Regions from separate parts of the Mus musculus genome. Here region 2 is linked to region 1. A link is a contact called in ENCODE Hi-C data. All regions are on one chromosome and are shown on one strand. The core of a region is the stretch at or near the end of the contact, and the rest is flanking DNA. Distances in the headings are between cores, read along the strand shown. Region 1 overlaps Auts2 (autism susceptibility candidate 2). Region 2 has its middle 44 kb from the start of Gm40340.

Region 1 (6,130 bases), core at 2,024-4,523:
AAATAAAATGTATGTGTGTGTCCCTCTGAGTTTAAATATGGCAAGATCATAGATGCAGTTATTTACTGGAACATTGATAACTAACCAAAGACCACCCCACTGAAATGAATGCTCCTCCCCCCCCCCAGTGGTTAGAGTCCATAAACTCTCCTGAAATAATTAATGTAACAGTAGAAAGACATTGGAGTCCATGCCTGATCATGTTTGTTTAGTTGATTAGATCTTGCATAGTCCAGGCTGGCCCATAACTCCTGTCTCAGCTCGAGTCCAGGGCTTCCTCATTGACAGTTAGTAGGATTGCCTCTCTCTAAGATTTGCCGTCTTTAGAACCAGCTCAGAGTCTGAAAGTGATGTTAAGAAATCAGAAATATTTTGTGTATTAAGCTACTGGAATACAAAAGACATGATGTCTTCCAGCCTTGGACTGGAAATCTTCCAGAATTGGGCCTGATGTAGTGGTACGTGTCCGTAATCCCATCACTGGGAAGAAAGGAGGAGTAGAGACCTGCCTGGGCTATGTAGTAAGATACCGTTGCAGTAAAACTAAACAAAATGAAGTGTCCAATTAGGAAGACTGGGGCTTTGCTGAATTTCAAAGCTGTTCAAGATCTGGAGGTCAAGGTCACCCTGGCTACATAGAGACTCCAGGCCTGCTGGGGCTACAGACTACCTTTCCTCTAAGTGGATAGTTAAACCAGTCCATTTCCCCCAAACGTCATTTTGCTGTATTTTCCAGAAGGCTAACGCTTGAAAGAGACCTTTGATTTCCAAAATTAGTTTTATTAGAGGGATTATAATATGTTGCTATGTGCCAGGCATGGTGGCGCACACCTTTAATCCCAGCGCTCAGGAGGCAGAGGCAGGTGGATTTCTGAGTTCGAGGCCAGCCTGGTCTACAAAGTGAGTTCCAGGACAGCCAGGGCTACACAGAGAAACCCTGTCTCAAAAAAAAAAAAAAAAAAAAAAGAAAGAAAGAAAGAAAGAAAGAAAGAAAGAAAGAAAGAAAGAAAGAAAAAGTTGCTATACACCAAGTACCCACCCCCATTTCTTTTTTGAAAAATTAAAATTTTTTTATTGCAGTTATTTATTTATTATTTATTTATTGTATGTATACTTATGGAGGTCAGAGGACAGTTCTCTTTATACACTGTGTGGGTCCCAGGTATGAAATTCTAGTTGTCACGCTTGGTGGCAAATGCCTTTACAATCTTTACAATGCTGAGCCTTCTTTCTGGCACCTTGGGGTAAAAATTGTTTTTTTAATTTATATTAAGAGTTCAATGACATCAGTGGTGGTGAAGTACCTTCACAGAGGTGAAACATGTATTTACTATTGGTCATTTATTGATTCATTTCACTAAGGTTTTTACCATGTGCCCTAGACCATTCTGAAATTTAATATCTTTTGTCCAAGTACTGGGATTATAGAATTTCAGTGTTGACGGTGGAGAGATGGCTCAGTAGTTAAGAGTGCTTGTTCTTGTCAAGTTCCTAGCACCCAAATCAGGCCACTCACAGCTCCAGGGCATCTGTCCTATGGAGCACTGGAACACAAGTAGCACACTCAGAGGGGTGGGGAGGGAGGGAGAGAGAATCTTACACTTGATTAAAAAGGAAAGAGCGGCTGTGTGTTCTGGTAGAAGGTCAGTCACTTAAATGACTGAGGGCCGAATTAATGATTTCATCCATCCATCCATCCATCCATCCATCCATCCATCTCTGCCCCAACGCGCTTAGCTTAGCTGAGCTGGCTCCAGGGGACATCCTGGTGATAGATGATAAGTTACCATCCATGGAGCGAAGCTTTGACTTTGCTTTCCCTGTCTTTATGTTTGCTGCATAGAAGGGGAAGCCTCAGTCACCACTTGGCTGGTGTGAATGTATACACAAGTCGGATAGTTTGAGGAACTGTGCAGAGGGAAGGCAGTTCATGAAACCTACCGTGATTCGTGGGATGAGGGTTAGATCAAGATCTTTTTCTTCTAGACTAGGAACCCAACCTCCCATCCATGTCAGACAGTACAAAGATTATGTTATATTGTGCACCTACTGTGTGCCCAGAATCTGGACCTCCACCCCCATCTCAGAACCAACTCTTTGCATATGAGATTGGCCTAGAGGCAATTCAACCCCGGGCTACGGGCCTAGTAGCCTCTCCTTGGTTTAGAGCAAATCTCGGAAGCTGTAACTGCAAAAAGGACCGGAGCGTCGCGGTTCTTGCCCGTAGAGGGAAAGGCGCCATGGGGACCAGGGGCCGGTCCGCAACCGGAGGCGGGATGTAGTGGGAGCCACAGCTGTCAGTGTCGCACCCAGGGACTGCGCCCCCGCGGGGCCAACCGGGCGCCAGGGTGGAGAGGAGGGGCGGCGAGGGGCGGGGCACGTGGGGCGGGACGGAGGAGGGGCGGTGGCACCGGCTGGCGGCTCCGGCTGGGCGCGCCGAGAAGTCCCGCTCCGAGAGCCGCGAGCGCCAGGAGTAAGGCGCGCTCGGTACAATCCGGGCAGCGAAGTCCAGAGCGCGAGAGCAAGGGTGGGAGAAAGGGGTGTCCTCGCGTCACTACCAGGGACCCCCCTTCTCTCCCTCAATCCAGCCCCGGGTAGCCGGTGGCGCTGGCGGCGGGCCGCCTGATGGAGTTCACTTGAGCCAGGAACAGGCGGGAGAGGCAGGCCGGAGCGGAGCTAGTCCTGCGCGCCCCGTAGCAGCTTCAACCACAGCTTTCCACACCGCAGGCGGGCAACACCCGCGGCAGATTGCGACTCCCGGAGCGTGTCGGTGCCACGCCGCAGCGGGCCCAGGACCCATCAGATCAGCCCGCGGCGGTGCCGTACCGGCGGCACCCGCTGTTGGGGAGCCCGAGGCGGCCGCCGGGGAGCTGCTTTCGCCTCTGCCGCCGTACGCCCTCCTCCTCCTCCTCCTCCTCCCTCTCCCTCCTCCCTCCCTCCGCACATGGTCTCCTTTGTCCTGTCGCCGCCGCAGCCGCCTCGTTCTTAGCTCCGCGCGCCGCGGCAGCGGCTCCCGGGCCGCTGCTCTTCAGCCCTGCCAGGTCCCCAGGGCGCACCAAGTTGAGCCTCTGGTTTAAGCCAGCCGGTTCCCCGCGCGCCCCGCAGGAGCAACCAGGAGAGCGCGCGGGCCGGGCCCCCTCCCCATCTCCCCGCCACCCGCCCGGGACTTGGCTGCGTTGGATGTGCGCGCGCGGCGTTGACTCCTGGCTGCCGTGGAGGAGCCGGGTGCTGCTGCTGCTGGCTCTGCTGCCGTTTAGGATCCGGTTCGGATTTGGTTCGCGTGCCTCAGCTTTGAGACTTTGGAGAGGAATTAGCAAAACACACAGACTTGTGGACCTAGCCGGGCCGGCTGGAGTTGGGCGTTTTCTCTGCCTTGGGTTTTGGTTGCTCTCTCCCGGTGGTGTGTGGTGATCCACCCGGAGAGAACCTGACGGAGGACTCAAACCATGAACTTGGGGTTGACAAGACCGCCGAACCCCTGGCGACCAGGTAATGTTGCCCCACCACCACCACCGTTGGGGGGATGGGGTGGGGTGGCTGGCTCGCCTGCGGTCCGCGGTTTCGGGGGAGGAGGCAGGGGTCGAGGGGTCTTTTGTTGCGGCCGCAGCCGGGCCAGGGTGGTAACGGAGGCGGGCTGCTGGCGTCTGGCGGGCCTGGCCTTCCTCCCCCACCCCTCCCCCGCTCCCCTTTGTACTTTCCTAGCTCCCTGAGCTGGCTGGGCTCGGCCGGTGAGCCGTGAGTGCCTGCCGGGGGAGGCCCTAGCCAACAGAGGCGATCCCACCTCCGGGAGTGAACCCATAGCTCCCAAGGGAGATCCGCTGGACTCCTAGGCTGGGAATGCCCGCACCGGCTCGGGCTAGGAAGGGCTCCTTGGAGCGGCGCTGCCTGCTGACGGGTCACTGTCCTTGGGCTGAGCTCCGGGTCCCCGCCCTCCCGCTTGTGCGCACGCGGAGCCCGGGGAAGCAAAGGAGAGCTAGCTGGTGCAGGAACTCACCCGCGCCTAAGTTTCTAAGAGAATTGTCTTTGCACCTTCTTCCTGCGGGTGCCGTTTTGGAGAGCTACCTTAGCGAATTGAGTTTTAAGGGGTTCCGGGTACAGCTTCAAACATCTGGGACCCACCCGTGCGCACGGGAATTTTTTATTTCTTTATTTTTATTTGTTTTAACCAAACTGCTTTACCCAACTTTTCCTTCTACGCCAGCTACAGCTTCTAGACCATAAAAAGTATTGACATAAAAGGCAAATAGTACCCACCCTGCCGTAAAATGCCCCAAAGAGCATGTTTGTCTGGGAATTTTAGGTTGTGCTTCTAAGTGTATATAAAACTCATCAAAGCCAATCGAGGTGAGGAAATGAAATAGCAACTGATATTAAATTCTGTGCGGCTAAAGGTAATGGTTGCTGGAGAGAAGCGGGAAGGCATCCATGCGTCTGCCACTAGATCCACCGCACCTGCAGTCCTCATTGCTAATTTAAAAAGAAAAAAAATTAGGGAAATGAACCAAGTTATAGAAAGAAATGCACTTTTTTCTTCTAAAAGCAACGAAATGAAAATGTCCCCACGATTAAGGCGCCCAGCGATATGTACAAACGATTTTTTAAAAATACGTGTGTATGTGGAGGGTATATGAAGAGATGAAGGGAAAACTTGCAGGAATCAGTGATCCCCTCCACCTTTAAGTGAGTATGGAGGATCCAACTGAGGTTGTTGCATTTGGCAACAAACCTATTTACCTGCTGAGCCATCACGCCCACCCTGTATGGATGATTTTTCAGTCTTGTTGAGTGAAGGAAAATTACTTGAGGACCGTTGAAGCAGCTACATGGAATCTGCACCTATCAAGGCTTTGCCTGGGAGACTTACTTGAAGAATTTGGACGAAGATGGTCCAGGAGGCCAGATGGAAGAACAAGGGACCTTTTTTATTTTTATTTTTATTTTTTAAACCAAGGCACCGAGACACATGTACCTTTGGTGTTTTTTTGCCTTTCCAAAGGAGGCCTTTTTGAGACACCCCCTGACTGTAAGCAAGGCACAGGAGACAATTCAACACTTTGTGACTGATGCCAGTAAATTGAAGGGCTCAAAAAGCTTCCATTAGAAGGCATCGCTCCAAGCATCTTGAATCTCCGTCAGACATATTTCCTTGACAACCATTGGTCACAGAATCATCAGGTCCTCAGGGTCACTTCATTATCTACTTGAGAGCATACTCAGAGCCTAGTGGTGCTCACAAAGGTGACAGAATCACAGGGGCTGCCGCCTACCGCCTAATCCAGCTCTGGCTCCCATACCTAGAGCCACGCAAATGCAGCCTTAACAAGTTGCTTCTCCCTCTCTCTTCTTGCAGTTTTGGAAGAGCAGCTAATTTTTTTTTTTTTCTTTTAAACCGATTTCTTTAGGCCCATTAGACTCACTGTAATAGAAAAACCCCAACATTTTTAACAGTTATTTTAGTTCTGTAACATAACAGAAGAGACAGAATATTGCTCTCGTGTGCATGTGTGTAGGTTTTTTTTTTTTTTTCCCCCTTTCTTTCAAAAAATATTAACTCCATTTTGGTTTTGAAGCCGAGGCTTGCTAGTGACCATTCTAAGAGTATTTCACATCATTTTAAGGACGATGAAAACTCTTTGAGTTGCCAAGTTTTAGACTGCAAGACTTAGAAAGACATAGAAATCTCATTATGATTTGGGAATAGTAACACCTTTGGTGCCACTGTGTGCTTTTTCAGATTCACGAGTCTCTGTGTGCAGTGCAGATCAGTGAGGCTTTGTAACTTAATATTCTTGAACTGTTTAATGCTGAACACCCTCCACGGGACCTTCTTTGTGGCTCATTTTTATGAAATGCTACTCTAATAATATAATTTTGTTTAGTGTTACTTATGATGTCAGGAAAAGCTCTGTGTATATTTTATTCTAACTGCAAAAGCAGAGGGGTTATCTCTGTAGGATTTTTCACGAGTGAATGCAATTGAATACTTATTTTGTATATTTTTTGCCCTTGAGCCTATTAATCCTCTGAACCACCGTATAGAAGGAAGATTAGAATAAAATAAATGAGAGCCAGCCATAATAAAAATAGGCTAGGTCTTTTTATATCCCTGGCCTTGTGAACTGGAACATTT
Region 2 (6,130 bases), core at 2,165-4,664, 2.5 Mb before region 1:
GTTTTTAGAATTCTCGAAATGCATCCGCTATCATTTGATTCCATCATTATGCAGCTCGATTTCTGTTTTTAATCATGGCCGCAGGAACAGAAATGCATCTTGTTGGGGGGGGGGGTGCTACCTCCATCAAACAAATGCCGAGCTCTGCCGTGCCGCCGTCGCGCTGTGATCTTTCCATCTATTCAAAACGGCACTGAATGCTGTGATTTATTAGTGGTAGCCCGGAGAGGAGGAGGAGATCCAGAGAAAAATCAAAAAAATATGCAGACAGTCGGCTTCCAGACAGGCAGAGCGTAAGTGGAAAGATTTTTGTGTTACTTTATTTTCTTTGATTAGCATGTAAGGATTGGATTTATTAGCAGAGTATAGTGTTTTATTTGAACTCATACACCCAGCTTTCTCCCCTCCCTCTTTCTCTGTCTCTCTCCTTACTGCTCCCACCCATGTATGTATGTGTGTGTGTGTGTGTGTGTGTGCACATGTGCACATGTGCCCGAGGTTGACATTAGGTTTTTCTCAATTGTACTCCACTTGGTCTATTAAGGCAAGCTTTCCCACTTGGATCTAAAGCTCACAGATTTAGCTAGTTTAGTTAGCCACTTTGCCCCAGGCATCCTATCTCCACCTCTTCTGCACCGAGAATATGCTACACCCATCTGATATTCACAAGGGAGCTGGGGGGTCCAAACTCCAGTTCTCATGGTTTTATGGCGGGTGAGTGCTTTGCTCACTGAGCCACCCCAACAGTCCCCTTGGTTATGAGACAGGGTCTCCCTGTGAAGCACAGGCTAGCCTCAAACTCACGGTCCTTCTGTCCCAGGCTTCCAATGCACCTAGCCCCCTCCCTTTCTTTTACTGTCTCTTTCTTCTCTTTCCTTCACTCTTCCATCTCCCTCTTTTGAAAATTTGCTATTCTGCCCTTTCCCCACCCCCCATCCCCCAGGATCTCATATAGCCCAGGTTGGCCTCATACTTGCCATGTAGCTCAGGCTGGCCTTGAACTCCTGATGCTCCTGCCACAGCCCCTCAAGGACTGGGATTATAAGTGTGCACCATCATGCCTCACTTCCTGGTCTGTATTACCGGAGCCTTTGAACTCCTATCTTCTTGCTCTTTTTAAAGTCCATCATGGCTTATTACAGTCGTGTCTCTGAGGCCTTGAACCCCAGAACTTAGTCCTTCTGTCCAGCTATAGTCCCAAATTCCCTCAGCCTCTAGTATTACTACTGTAGTCCTAGCATTGCTGGGTGTTGTAGCTACACTGGTGATGTAGTTTTCCTTAGGCCATCCCTGCTCCCATCAGCTCCTCCCCTGCACTTCTCCTCAGGAAGAGTCATGCAAACACTCTCCCAGCTTCCTCTCCTGCTACCCTTGAGTCTGCTGAGGTCTCACAGCATCCCCATTAGAACTGTAGCCCTTGCAGGGGTAGCTGGTTCACTCAGCTGTTGCAATCCTCTCTCTGAGAAGTTTTGGACCTGTGTATTCCTTGTCTAGGTCTGAATGGGGTGGTGGTGGTCTAATCCCATAGGCACAGAAGAGTTAAGGTGCCAGTGGTTGCAGATTTGTGTGTGTGTGTGTACATGCATGTATGCACATGCTCACAAGTGTGCCTCTGTGCATGTGGAGGCCAGAGGCCAAACTCAGGTGCTAATCTACCTTGTTTTTTGAGACAGGTCTCTTATTGGCTTGGAAACCTCCAAGTAGGCTTGGCTGGCTGGTCAATGGGCCCTGGGGTTGCATCCATCCCTACCTCTCAAGCATGCGCATTCCTAAAGCCCAATTTTCTTTCTTCTTCTTCTTCTTTTGTTGTTGTCTCCCTAGCTCCTCTATTGCAGTTTAACACCTCAACACCTCAACTCAACTAACTTTCTAACTCTTCATCTCTAAACCTGCTCTTTCTGCAGCGGTCCTCATTCCTTTAGTAAGAGGTTGAACCTTGTGGTGCCTCTGTCTGAGAGTCTCAGAGGCCTTCTTAGTAGCTCCTTTTGCTCAGCGCACCACAGTCAGGATGTCAGCGCCATGGCCACAGATCACCATCTGAAGAGCTGCCACCTGGTCTCACCCTCACCTTTTTTTTTTTGTCAGGACCACTTAAATTGTGTCTCCGCGTGATCCTGTGGCTTGACCCCCTGTCTGCTTGGCTCATTTCTCTCTCTTTCTTTTCTTTTCCTTTTTCTTTTCTTTTCTTTTTTCTTTTCTTTTCTCTTTCTTTCTTTCTTTCTTTCTTTCTTTCTTTCTTTCTCTCTCTCCTTCCCTCCCTCCCTCCCTCCCTCCCTTCTTTCTTTCTTCTTTCTTTCTCTCTTTCTCTCTCTCTTTCTTTCTTTCTTTCTTTCTTTCTTTCTTTCTTTCTTTCTTTCTTCCTTCCTTCCTTCCTTCCTTCCTTCCTTCCTTTCTTTCTTTCTTTCTTTCTTTCTTTCTTTCTTTCTTTCTTTCTTTCTTTCTTTCAATTTTGCAGTGTGAGGATGGGCTCACAGGCCTTTGAGTCAAAGACTCTAACCCACTAAGCTCCATCTCAGCCCAAAGTCACAAGCCCAGCACAGAGCTCCACCCCCAGTTCAGAGCCCACCTCCAGCCTAGTGCTCTACCCCCAGTTCAGAGCTCCCACTCAGAGCTCCATTTGCAGCCCAGTGCTCCACCCTTTATTCAGAGTTCCACCTCTGTCCAGAGCTCCACCCATCCAGAGTTCAACCTCTACCTCAGAGCTCCACCCAATCCCAGAGCTCCACCCAATCCCAGAGCTAAACCCAATCCCAGAGCTCCACCCAATCCCAGAGCTCCACCCAATCCCAGAGCTCCACCTCTACCTCAGAGCTCCACCCAATCCCAGAGCTAAACCCCCAGCCTTGTGCTCCACTCCCAATTCAGAGAGCTCCTCCCACCCATTCCAGAACTCCGCCCTTAGCCTAGAGCCCCACCCCCAGCCTAGTGCTCCACCCAGTCTAGACCTCCACTTCGGCCTAGAGATCCACCGCAGCCCAGGCAGGATCTTTCATGTCAGCCCTTTGGATCCTTATCAGAGGGTGAGGCCTCACATCCTAGGCCCCAAGCAGTTCATTCCTTTTTCCTCTCAGAGTCCAGGTTCTTGATTACCTGCTCAGGGATCCTAGAAATCCCACGTGGGAATTAGGACCTCGCTCCACAACTCCTACTGCACATGTAGGTAGTGAGGTCACACCTCAGGCAGCCAACAACTGCCTCCAGATAGCCTTCAGAAAGCTTAAGGCATCGCGGTACAATACGCAGCTTTGACCAGTAGATGGCACTGTGGTTGTTTCCAAAAGGCAGCTGAGGCTTTTGGAGAAAGAAAATGTCCAAATGGCAGCAACAGCTGCACTCCGAACCCTGCAGGGAGCTTTCAAAAGCATTAACCCCTGAGTGGTAGGGAAGCAGGAGCTGGAGGCAGGGGGGGGATCTTAACTCCCGGAGGCCAGGCCAGAGGAGCAAGGGGCAAGCGGAGGCAGGAGAAAGCAAACTGCAGGGTGCCCTTTCTTAGGGACAGCCAGGGGCTCAGTTAGCCCAGGGGTGGGGTTTGGAGCCACTCTGGCACTCCGTTGGGGGGTGGTTTTCTAGAGATGAATGCAGCTGGGAGCCCCGTGCTGACTGTGTGAGATTGCCCTGCAGTTTCTTTTTAGTAACCACTTTGGGCCACTAATTTAAATCGTGGCTCCTCTACCCGTGAAGGCCAGGAACATTTCTTCTTCGTTTGTGTTGGTTTTTCAGAATACCCGACAAGTGTCAGATGCCTTAGAAATAGTTGTTGAACCAATGCCTAATTGATTAGATAGATAAATAAATTTTGGATTTGGGGGTGGTGGTGGTGAGGAAATTGAACCTTTCCCTTTGTTGAGAATTGAACCCAGGACCTCCTGTGTGTTAGGTAAGTGCTCTGTCAATGAGTTTCGGTCCTGAGAGTCAGCACCCTCCCCTCCCCCCATGCCCTACCTCAGGAAACAATGGCATTAAGGATCTTGCTTATTTGGTACAGGGTTTGTTGACTACGCTGGAAGCCCTAGGTTTCATCTCCAGCACAGCACAAACAGAGCACTTGGGAGGTGGCAGTAGGAGGTTCAGAAGTTCAAGGTCATCCTCCACTACTCCCGCAGTTCAAGGCCAGTCTGGAGTTTCTGAGACCCTGACTCATAGATAACTAAGTACATTTTACAAATTAAAAAAAAAAATTAGTGATGGGGGTTGGGGTGATGGCACAGTGGTTACAATGCTTGTCGTGCAAGCTGGAGGACCAGAGGTTGGATCCTAAGGACCCATGGAATGACAGGTGGGTGTGGCAGGTGGGTGTGGCGGCTTGCCTGTAAACCCAGCCTCTGAATTTAGAGATGGAGGAGCCAGGGAGCAAACTGGCTAGAGAGGAAACCAGCTCTATCAGTGAGCTCTGGGTTTAGCTGAGAGATTAGGCCTCAAGAAGAATAAGAGAAAGGATTGGGGAATATTTCACATATCAGTCTTGGGCCACACACACACACACACACACACACACACACACACACAAGCTTACACATATATATGAACATGCATGCACACCCCACATACACATGAAAAGAAAACAATAATAATAATGACAAACAACAGGACTCCCTGTTTGTGGTGCTACATGCCTTATAATCCCTGTAGGTTGGGAAGCGGAGGCAGGAGGATGTTCACCATTCTAGGCCACCATGGCCTACATAATGACATGTCTCAACAACAGGCATAAGCCCAGACAGGGAATTTCAAATGTCTGCCTTGGTGTCTTTCAGTGCTGACCCTCTCGACGGCATCCATTGCAGTACCAAGAGCTAGCCAAAACTCCTTCCCCACATCACATCTCCATACATCTGTCAAATCTGTGCTTCTCAATTCCCTCGGATCCATATTCATCCTTCTTTAGCAATTTATCTCTATCACATCCTCCTTTGAATTAAAAGGATTTAGTGGCTCATTCTGTCTTCCAGCTAGATGGGGTTATGTTAGGATCTCAGTTCAGGTCACCCAGGCAATATGGCAGCCATTATGGGCCAACTCCTTAAAGGGTCTTTAAAGAAAACACAATTAAGGCTGACAGCATTTTCTAAAGAGGGCACACCTATCTATGTCCCTTTACATCATTTTTCTTACTTTCTTTTTCTTTTTTTGTTCTAGTGCTGGGGATGGAACCTAGGACCTTGTACATGTTAGATAAGAGTTCTGTTGCTAAGCCACGCCCCCAGCCCCTCACTGCGGGATTCTAGTTAGGAGTTCTGCCACTTAACCACATTCCCAGATGGCCATAAGTGAATTTTAGGTTAAGTGCCTTACCATTGAACCATACCCCTCAGACATGTTGTTCTATTCATACATTAGAAGAAAGGAACACAGACTTGGACACTGCAATACTGCAGTGATAAGTACCTGAGGTAAACACATTGGTTTAGGAAGCTACTCTCACATCTGCAGCTCAGAAAGTAGAGAGAATGGAGCAGAAGTGAGACAAAGTGGTAGCCCTCATAGACCCTCCCCTAACAGCTTTAGGAGGGGCCATGTTATCTTGTTAGCTTCAGGAACTTATTATTGAGACTTGTGTGTTGTTTACTTCCTGAGTTCTATGAGCCTCACTTGCTCCTTCCTGGAAGGAAAGAAAGTGAAAGCAGTTCCTACTCTGAGGAAATGTCATTATAGCAGGGGAAAAGGACAGGATATGATTCGTGGCTAAAGTAAAATGAACAATAATTAAGGCCAGTGTCTAGAAACTCATAGTAACAAAGACACCTAGTTAAGAAGGACCTTGGAGACTACTTGATTTGTGCTCCAAGTTTTACAGCTGGAGAAAATTGAGGCTTAGCCAAATTAAGTCAACTATGATAGGTCCCCCAGCTCTGAAGCTGCATGCCTAGTTCCTAACATGGTGTTTGACCTATTTTCTACACAGCTATACACAAGAGCTGGGAGAGAAGACAGGTGCTAGAGTTGCTGACCTGTAGAGTAGAAGCATCCTTTTCAAGAATAAGATGGGATGACTGCTGATACCTTCGTTCTTCTCAAGCTCCCATGAAGCCCAGGGTAGCCTCTACTTGCTACCCTCAGTTTCCTCATTGTGCTTTGAATGTGAAAATTGTCCCTTAATGGTTTATGTGTTTGAACACGTGCTCCCTACCTT

Evidence for each region. Hi-C counts contacts between places; a loop is a spot of excess contacts on that map.
Region 2: a map of heart shows a loop between it and region 1 (3-fold over the local background). The contact joins two enhancer-like sites. A Hi-C loop is called at or near these places in 7 of 37 maps with a recorded cell type or tissue (adrenal gland, heart and left cerebral cortex).

What each region holds. Positions count from the first base shown.
Region 1 is chr5:131,535,019-131,541,148 of GRCm38, reverse strand. All of the region lies in intron 5 of Auts2 (autism susceptibility candidate 2), which reads left to right. Among named protein-coding and RNA genes, the nearest start is that of Gm29681, 120 kb to the right of the region's middle. Within about 2 kb of position 3,273, at least 1 of the 3 ENCODE cell types and tissues checked has a DNase peak (open chromatin) inside an H3K27ac peak, as active enhancers do; it is heart, where a contact is called at or near this core.
Region 2 is chr5:134,004,080-134,010,209 of GRCm38, reverse strand. No RefSeq gene overlaps it. Among named protein-coding and RNA genes, the nearest start is that of Gm40340, 44 kb to the left of the region's middle. Within about 2 kb of position 3,414, at least 1 of the 3 ENCODE cell types and tissues checked has a DNase peak (open chromatin) inside an H3K27ac peak, as active enhancers do; it is heart, where a contact is called at or near this core.